3 separate regions of the Homo sapiens genome follow, and regions 1 and 2 are each linked to region 3. A link is a contact called in ENCODE Hi-C or POLR2A ChIA-PET data. All regions are on one chromosome and are shown on one strand. The core of a region is the stretch at or near the end of the contact, and the rest is flanking DNA. Distances in the headings are between cores, read along the strand shown.

The links. A loop is a pair of places that touch in the nucleus more often than their neighbours do. ChIA-PET counts read pairs that join two places held with the same protein, here RNA polymerase II (POLR2A). Pooled maps may share reads with other maps.
Region 1: a loop to region 3 is called in a pooled map, with 12 times the contacts of the local background. The contact joins the promoter of NAA38 here to the promoter of NUP88 in region 3. A Hi-C loop is called at or near these places in 1 of 168 maps with a recorded cell type or tissue (B cell) and 6 of 50 pooled maps. POLR2A ChIA-PET finds 5 or more read pairs at or near these places in 1 of 52 experiments (activated CD4-positive, alpha-beta T cell).
Region 2: a pooled map shows a loop between it and region 3 (8-fold over the local background). The contact joins the promoter of RPL26 here to the promoter of NUP88 in region 3. A Hi-C loop is called at or near these places in 4 of 50 pooled maps. POLR2A ChIA-PET finds 5 or more read pairs at or near these places in 2 of 52 experiments (CD8-positive, alpha-beta memory T cell and naive thymus-derived CD8-positive, alpha-beta T cell).

What each region holds. Positions count from the first base shown.
Region 1 is chr17:7,856,173-7,859,143 of GRCh38, forward strand. It overlaps NAA38 (N-alpha-acetyltransferase 38, NatC auxiliary subunit), which reads right to left and starts at 1,387. Exons shown (of 3, transcript NM_001320925.4): 1 at 1,211-1,387; 2 at 843-1,026; 3 at 513-671. The coding sequence starts at 1,291. The coding sequence ends at 559. CYB5D1 (cytochrome b5 domain containing 1) reads left to right here and starts at 1,831. Exons shown (of 4, transcript NM_144607.6): 1 at 1,831-2,122; 2 at 2,231-2,307; 3 at 2,434-2,652. The coding sequence starts at 1,963. RefSeq lists enhancers at 1-350, 472-551, 1,084-1,946, 1,202-1,571, 1,299-1,593 and 2 more.
Region 2 is chr17:8,381,652-8,384,593 of GRCh38, forward strand. It overlaps RPL26 (ribosomal protein L26), which reads right to left and starts at 1,542. Exons shown (of 4, transcript NM_000987.5): 1 at 1,506-1,542; 2 at 492-664. The coding sequence starts at 659. RefSeq lists enhancers at 1,000-1,717, 1,297-1,466, 1,718-2,435 and a silencer at 1,867-2,136.
Region 3 is chr17:5,418,412-5,421,122 of GRCh38, forward strand. NUP88 (nucleoporin 88) reads right to left here and starts at 1,251. Exons shown (of 17, transcript NM_002532.6): 1 at 943-1,251. The coding sequence starts at 1,239. RPAIN (RPA interacting protein) reads left to right here and starts at 1,771. Exons shown (of 7, transcript NM_001033002.4): 1 at 1,771-1,880. The coding sequence starts at 1,800. RefSeq lists enhancers at 613-1,252, 888-1,425, 1,426-1,963, 1,693-1,812, 1,823-2,042.

The DNA of each region.
Region 1 (2,971 bases), core at 137-2,636, 2.4 Mb after region 3:
CAGGGCTACAAATGAGCAGAGAGGAGCATCCTTGAGCCCCCTGGCCTTATCGCTTTTGTCCGTTCTTCCTGGCCAGACCTCAGAGATCTGTTCCTGACCCCAGGCACCTCCCCCTCAATAGAGTGGAGGGGCCCAGCCTCGGCCGCCTGCCGCTGCTCCCCTTGGGGACCTGAGCCCGTTCTCTGACCCCAGCTTAGAGGAACTCGGTGTTGCCAGGCCGGGGTGGGAAACAATGGGCCTTCCGGAGCAGGATGACACCCCCTCCCGCCACAATTCTGGAGCAGCAGCCGTGGGAGGGAAGATGCAGGGGCCCACCCTGGGGCCTGTTGGTCCGTCATTCAGCCCTGCCCCCCATCTCTACCCCTGAACTTGAGAGAACCTTTGGCACCCCTGGACATCTTGGTTGGGAGAGGAGGGTTGAGGGTGCTCCCGACTTCAGATGAGCCCTTTCCTCTAGGGATGGGGTGTGCTATCCTGCACCGGCATCCCAGCTACACACAGACACAGGCCCATTCGGTCATAAGTTTAATGAAGTCTGAAAGGTAAGCGCCATCGTGGTCAGAGATACGGAGGCCCGGTCAGACTCTCCCTCTGCACCTCAATGGAAACGATGTGGTGTCCGGGTACCATGGCCAGGCCCAGCACACGGGGCTCCCCGGCAGAGAAGGAATCTGGAAAGAAGGATCAGAGCATCAGGAAAGTAGGCCAGAATCAGTCCCGCCCCTCTGAGCCACGAAAACGAGCCCCAGAAAACAAGGGTTGCAGCCAGGCCCTTAAGGGGAAATGCCTTGCGTAAGGTTCCGCCACATTACCAGGCGGGTGTGCATTCCCCGGGCACTGACCCGACGGCTTGAGGAACTCCTGCGCCGAGCCCAGGATGACATTGCAGTCACGGTCAGTGCAGAGGAAGCAGCCGACCAGTGTCCGTCCATCTGTCATGCGAATGCGCATAGTCTTGTTGAGCAGCGCCTCTAGCTGCTGTCGGGCGCGCTCAGCCGCCGAGTCCTCGCGCTCTCCGTCCGAATCCTGCGCGGGGTGTAACAAGCGCTCAGACCGCGCAGCCCAGGCTGCCCGCCCGCGGAACCACAGCTCCCGGCAGCCCGCGGGGCACTCACACAAAGCCCAGAGGCTGCCGGGAGCTGCAGTTCCCCACCCCCTCCATCTTGCTGCTTGACTGCCCCTCAGTCCCAGAACCAGAGCCCGTGCTAACCCCAGCACTGGAGCTGCTCTGACGCCGACTGCAACAGCCATTCTCTTCTCGTAGCAGCATGGTCGGTCCAGCTCCGGCCATTTGCCCGGAGGCCTCCTCTGGGCCTTTCAACTTCCTAAGCACCTTTCAGGTTGGGTGGTCCGAGATCTCGCGAGCGCTCCCGACCTCTTTCCTTTCGCGAGATCCCCTCTCCTCCCCCTCCTAGTCTCCTCGGCAACGGCACAGATCTCGCGAGCTTCTCCTACTTCTCTAGCGCTGTGGCTCACTGAAGCGTACTACGCCGGATGTCTTAAGATATCGCGAGACCTTTACCTCTGGTTTCTTACACATCCTTTAGAAACTGGAATTTAGCGAGAATACATTCTTTCATACTGCCTCCTCCCTTGTTTTTCTGTCTCAGAGAGATAGTCTGTCCTAAATATCCCATGTAGCCCAGGCCACTGAATTAAAACGGAGCGTATTCGTTCTCTGCCCCACCCCGCAACTCCTGAAAGCGGCGCAACTCAATTACTTGATCCTTATATGCCCCACGCGGGACTCATACTACGTTTCCCGTGAACACGTGCAGTCCAAACCCCGCCCCTGATATTTATCTCAGTGGACGGTGGCCGGAAAAGGACAATGGTTTCCATGTCAGCGGATAAACGCTCTCCCCTCGGCTCCCGGACGCGACGGAGGTCGTAGTAGTAGTGAGTACGTGCTGAGGAGCAAAGGAGTAACCAAGAGATCCAGTGACCGACAGAGCAAGAGCCATGCCGCGCCGGGGCCTGGTGGCTGGGCCAGACTTGGAGTATTTTCAGCGTCGCTATTTCACGCCGGCGGAGGTGGCCCAACATAACAGGCCCGAAGACCTCTGGGTATCTTACCTGGGACGCGTGTACGACCTAACGTCATTGGCACAGGAATACAAGGGTAAGGGCCACACGTTGGGCCGGGGCCGGAGTGTGTGTGTGTGCACGCGCGCGTTTGCCTGGTTCTCGAAGGGCTGGCATTGACAGTGGCTGTGCTGCTCTTTTCAAGGGAACCTGCTGCTGAAACCCATCGTGGAAGTTGCAGGCCAGGATATCAGCCACTGGTTTGATCCAAAGACCAGAGACGTGAGTTATGCTGGAACCTGGGATTGTGGGTAGAGGAAATGGAGAGCGGGGATGGGAAGGAAAGGCGGAGGCTAGCCAGAGCCTAATGGCTGCTCTGACACCCTCGCCCCAAACCCTCCTTTAAAGATCCGCAAGCACATAGATCCGCTGACCGGCTGCCTGAGGTACTGCACCCCGCGGGGCCGCTTTGTGCACGTTCCGCCTCAGCTGCCCTGTTCGGACTGGGCCAACGATTTTGGGAAGCCCTGGTGGCAGGGGTCGTATTATGAGGTGGGGCGGCTGTCTGCCAAGACCCGGAGCATCCGCATCATTAACACGCTCACGTCGCAGGAGCACACACTGGAGGTGAGAACTGGTGACAAGGAGCAGGTTAGAAGGAATGGGGAATCCCAGCAAATCTCCAGGCCGATCTTCAGGGCAACATTTTTTCCATAACCGGTGGGAGTGTATTTTCTGTCCTTTACATTGAGGCAACTGAGGAAAGCACAGCACCTAGGTCCCCAGGGTTGGGAATTCTAGGAGTGTCTGGGTCACAGGGGGACAAGAGACTCCTTTATAAGCCTGGGAACAGCAGTTCATGTATCTTAGTGATGGTGGTCCTTCGAAGCTCTTACACGCCGTTTTGGACAGCAATTGGACTTTCTTTTTAATCTACTCTGTTGCA
Region 2 (2,942 bases), core at 292-2,791, 3.0 Mb after region 3:
GCGCGGTGGCTCACGCCTGTAATCCCAGCACTTTGGGAGGCTGAGGCGGGCTGATCACCTGACGCCATGAGTTCGAGACCACCCTGCCCAACATGGTGAAACCCCGCCTCTACTAAAAACACAAAAATTAGCCGAGCCGTGGTGGCGGGCGCTTGTAATCCCAGCTACTCGGGAGGCTGAGGCAGGAGAATCGCCTGAACCCGGGAGGCGAAGGTTGCAGTGAGCTGAGATGGCACCACTGCACTCCAGCCTGGGGGGGACAAGAGCGAGACTTCATCTCAAAAAAAAAAAAAAAAAAGATTTTCACCAAATAATACAATTAAAAACTGAAAAGCAGCTTACTTACTGTTTTTTGGTCCCTGGCTCAACTCATCTTGCCACTCTTTGGGAGCAAGAGTCTCAGAAGCATCTTTCTCAGGAATGCAATCTCTCTTCTAAGCTAAGTGCGTAAAATATCCATCAAGACAACGAGAACAAGTAGGGATACACACCTGAACTTCATCATCCTTTCGGATGGGCATGGATCGCACGTTGTACTTCTGTCTCAGCTCTTTGGAAAGAGGGGAAGACATAATCTTCCTTCGAATGTGGGAAGGTGCATTGAAATGCCTTTTGCGATTCTTGCTTCGGTCGGAAGTCACAAAGGGATTAAACTTCATTTTGGCTAAATAAAAAGTTAAAAAGACTCTTAAATGACCAAAATCTCATCCAGCTTCCAAACAAATAACCGCAATGATTTTATCTTGATAGTCTAGAATGATCATAGGCAGTGTCATGTTGTGCAACTTCAACAAAAACTGTTTGATCGGAAGGGCCTATCAACCGAAGCTCGAAACTTTTTATTTTTTGTTTTATTCGGGTGTTTTCTGTATATGTTTACGGACTAAAGACTTTTGCATCAAAAACACTTGTCCTAGTTATAAGACCTTTTAGTTACACTCTCCCAACTCCTCAAGTAGTGCCTGAGGAAATCAAGACTGGACTTACATCTCTGCTGAGCAGACCGACAACGCAATTCTCTTAACTATAACCTCACGTTTTAGAAGGTACAATCAACGTTCATCTTCTACAGGCTTAAGAGTGAATACGTATAGCCCCGCCAAAATGAATAAGGCCCACCAACCCGAACCTGGAAAAGCCTGCACACGTCTCGGGTCCTAAAAGCCTCCCAGTGGGCAAGTGTGGTCTGGAAATTCCGTGAAGACTTTACCGAGAAGTTACTTCGAGACCATTCTCTAGGAAACGACACTACCCAGACTCCAGTCTATTTCCACAGGCTCCCTTCCCTCAGCTCGTTTTCGAGTTCCCAAATCCCCGGTCCCTCCATCCATCTCCGGCCCGGCGGCCCTTGATTTAAGAAAGCAACAGATAAAAAACCATCCCAGTCTCTCCTTCCTGGCTGCTACTCGGCCGACAAGAGACTCTCGGGGTCCCCGCGGTCGGAAGCCACCATGCCCAAGAACGGATGGCTGCTGATTACACCCGCTTGCCCGCCGAATCCTTACCCGCTCCCGCTTCGGTGATGGCCGCAAAAGGGAAGAGAACTACACGCTGCTTCCGGTTCTGTAAGTTTACCAAAGATCTCGCGAGACCTATGTCTCTCGGAGCGAGAGGGGCGCGGAGTTTGAGCGAGGGGAGTAAACTGGGAAATAAATTTATGGCTAGTGTCACCTAGTGGCTAGGAGGGGAACTGCGAGGGATTGCAAAACTCCCCTCCTCCAGGTCCTAGTGTCTCCCTTCCGAGACCCGGGTGCTGCCGCTGAATCCTCTGGGAAGGGTAGTCCCGGGGCTATTGGCTAAGGCTGCTCAGGGTCCAACTGCCCCTGGGGGTGATGAAGGAACGAGCGGCCCCAGGAGACCGCCCAGGAGACCCGCTGGTACCTTCACTCCCAGGTGCCGGGGCGGGGGCCGGCACCCCTTAGCCGGGGAAGCGCAGGCCCTGCTTCTGGCCGCCAGGAGGCGCGGGGACGCCGGCCGGCCGGTCGCCTGGGTCCCTGCACTCACCGTCCCCTCCCGCCCGTGGCGTGGGCGCGGCCAGCGTGCCGGTACTTTAACGAGCTCCACCGCGACGCCGGCCACCGCCCCTGCACCTGGGCGTCTGCTGACCGCACAGCAGGGCCCGCCAGAGATTCAGTTCTGGGTGGTGAGGGGCCTTGCGAGGACCAGGGCCACCGATCGCCGCCTGCCCCCGCGGAAATAGGTCCAAGGCCGCGTTTCCAAGGCGCCCCCAGTGCTGTGGGAGGTGCTGGTCCAGACCACGCTTCGAAGGAGCCAGGCGAGAGGAAGCCTCTCGGTGCGGGGAGCTGCGCGGGTTTCTAAATGCTCGGCCTGTTTGCGTCCAGTTCAGGACCAGACGGAAGCCGTGCGCTCCCTGCAAATGGTTTCTTTTCTTCTTCTTCGTGTGTGTGTGTGTGTGTGTGTGTGTGTGTGTGTGTGTGTGTGTGTGTGTGTGTGTGTGTGTGTGTCTTTTTCTTCTTTTTGAGACAGTTTCGCTCTTGTTGCTCAGGCTGGAGCGCACTGGCACGATCTCCACTCACTGCAACCTCCGCCTCCCGGGTTCTCCTGCCTCAGCCTCCTGAGTAGCTGGGATTACAGGCGCCCGCCACCACGCCCGGCTAATTTTTGTAGTTTTAGTAGAGACGAGGGTTCACCATGTTGGCCAGGCTGGTCTCGAACTCCCGACCTCAGGCAATCCGCCCGCCTCAGCCTCCCAAAGTGCTGGGATTACAGGCGTGAGCCACCGCGCCCGGCCCCTGCAAATGGTTTCTGAGGCAGCGGCAGTGCAGCAGGCACCGGCGCTGAACGGCTTCTGCTGAATGAATGACACGGGTGTCACAGTGACAGAGGACAGGCGTTTCACAAGAATACCGAAGACGTAGTGAGCCTTCTGAGTGTGGGGACGCTCTTCTCTACACTTTACATCATGAATTCTTTTAATCCAC
Region 3 (2,711 bases), core at 1-2,500:
CCTGGCTAATTTTTGTATTTTTAGTAGAGACGGGGTTTCACCATGTTGGCCAGGCTGGTCTCGAATTCCTGACTTCAGGTGATCCACCTGCCTCTGCCTCCCAGTGTTGGGACTGCAGGCGTGAGCCACCGCGCCCGGCCTTCATAATTCTTTTTAACTGAAATTGGGTAAATAAGTAGACTGTAGACTCCTGCCCTATTTTCAAAACTGCAGAAGCATTGCTAGCGTCTTATTAAAATTAAATCACTTCTCGGTAACAAGAATTGGACCGGGCACACAACAGATGTCATACCTTAGAATGAGTACCAAGCTCTTTTTCATCTTTAAGAGAATCTGTGTATTACAAATAAACATTTCCATAAACCAATATTTGACCACGGCAAGTGTGTAATACTTTCTGGATCACACCCATTTTCACATGCTGTCGGCTAATCAAAAACAAAAATCCCCATTTTGGGTATGGCTTTATTTTCTAAAGCGGGCGTTACGGGGGTAAGAATTAACAGAGACTTCCTCCTCCATGTCAAGCATGAAGCGTGGTGCTTTGAAACCTGCAACCTGACTTGCTGTGCACAACGCAAGAGAAAGTTACGATCTAACCTATTATAAGCGTCACATCAGGAAACAGGTTTCTCTCGACGAAACTAAAAATAGCAACTCCGCCCACTCGTTCTCAACCCCTTTAGCCCGCTTTGTTTTTCTCCAGAGCACTCATCCGTCACTAGTATTTTTATTGAATATTCAATGACCCTTTCCTTCCTCCCAGGCCTCCAGGCCGTAAGCATCGAGAGAGCCTGAGTCCCCGCGACCGCGTATGGCAGCGTCGGAGTCAATCCGCTGGAACGCCTGCCACAAGATGAAAAACAGCCAAGAGGAGCAAGGAACAAAAAAGACTGGTTCCGATCCCGGTGAGGGTCACTTCCAAGATCGGCCTGGCATTACCTGGTACTGGGACAGGGCGGGCTCTTCGCCGCCGCCGCTGGGGCCCCGAAGGCGAACGACTAAGAAGGAGCTGTCTTCTCCGTCCCACAGGAAAAGCTCTCCGCCGAGGCCAAAGACCACGTTTCTCGTCAGCAACTGCGGCGGCGGCGACGAAGGCAACGACGAAGAAGCTGGTTTCTCAGCTTCGGTTGGACTCTGGTTTTTCAGTCCCTCCCGGAGCCGCAAGAACACGACGTGGTTAGGAAGCCAGGTCTGCCACAGCTCGCCGTCGCCCACCGGTCCCTCGGCGGCCGCCATCTTGGCCCAACTGCTCCCCTCACTCCAGTTGCTCAGCCCGCCGCTGAGCACAGCCAATCCGCGGCCGTCCACTCACTGTTTCGGCCAATCACCGAGCAGACGGCCCGGAAGCTCGAGAGGCTCGTGCCAGGTCGGGGGGCGAAGGCGAGGCCAGCCCACCAAGCAGGGGCGTCACCAAGGGAAAGCCAATCACCATTATTTCTGAAGCCCAAGGGGGCGGGACGAGAAGTCAACATAATGGTGGTGCTGCTGGAAATCTAGCACCTGGGGAGAGCCTGAGACTTGTGTATCTAATTGCCTATTGGACACCTCCATCTGGGTAAACCCAGGCATCCAGAACTTTCCCTCAAGACTTACCTCCCTCAGTGCAGGTCGGGCTGGCCTCACGCATTTCGCTTGGATGCCTAAATCTGTCTCCACGTGGGGCCGGTCGATAAAACAACACTTCCCAGAATACGCTGCGATCCATTCGCGGTCTGCACCCGGAAAGTACACCTCCCAGGGGTCTGTGCGCGCCTCCAGGGAACGGGTCTTGTGGCTTTGTCTCCCGCGAAGAGGAGATGGCGGAGTCGTTGAGGTCTCCGCGCCGCTCCCTGTACAAACTGGTGGGCTCGCCGCCTTGGAAAGAGGCTTTCCGGCAGGTGGGTATGGGGTTTGTGCAGTGGTCTACCCTAGATCGTCCCGGTGACCGCCGTCTTCCCTGCCTTCGCCTTAGCCCTGCTCCGTGGAGCAGGTGCCGCAGCGCGCCTGGTCTGGTCAAACCCAGGCCTGCTGACTGTAGAGTGTGGGATTAGCCCGGGTCGGTCAAGTCCTAGAAAGCCTTGTTTTTGGATTCGATTTTGTTTTGAATTTAAATTGTGGTCAGGACATCACCGTTTGCACCTCTGCAATAACACTACCTACTGTTGCTGCGGAGGTGGCCACCGAGAGAGGCACTTTGTCTACGTTCGTCTTGTGAGATAGAGATGATTTCTATTCTAGAGAGTAGTAAAATGAGGCTTAGAAGAGGGCTCCACCTCAGTTCTGGCCTCTTCTGAACACAGTGTGGTTATTAGTAAGTAATGTCCAAGAAAGTAACCCGACGCAAGAAAGATAGCAGATACAGCAGAGTTTCTCAGCCTTGACAATGGACATTTTGAGGGAGATATTTATATGTTGTGGAGGGTTGTTTAAGCCACGTCTCGGGCCTCCACCCACTAGATGCTAATAGTCCTATAACTAGAATTGTGACAACCAGAAATGTCTCCAAGCATTGCCAAATGTTCCTTGGGGGACAAAACCTCCCTGAGTTCAGAAACGCTGCTGTGCAGGAAGGCCGTTACCCAGCCATATCTAGAGTAGCAAGAATTTGGAAGGAATATAAATGTTCTGTAATAGGACATTGGATGCTGAGATATTATGCACACAACCATTAAGGAAACTGGCAAGCTAGAATAAAAAATATGGTTCTTTGTAAATACGTGTACAAAGCA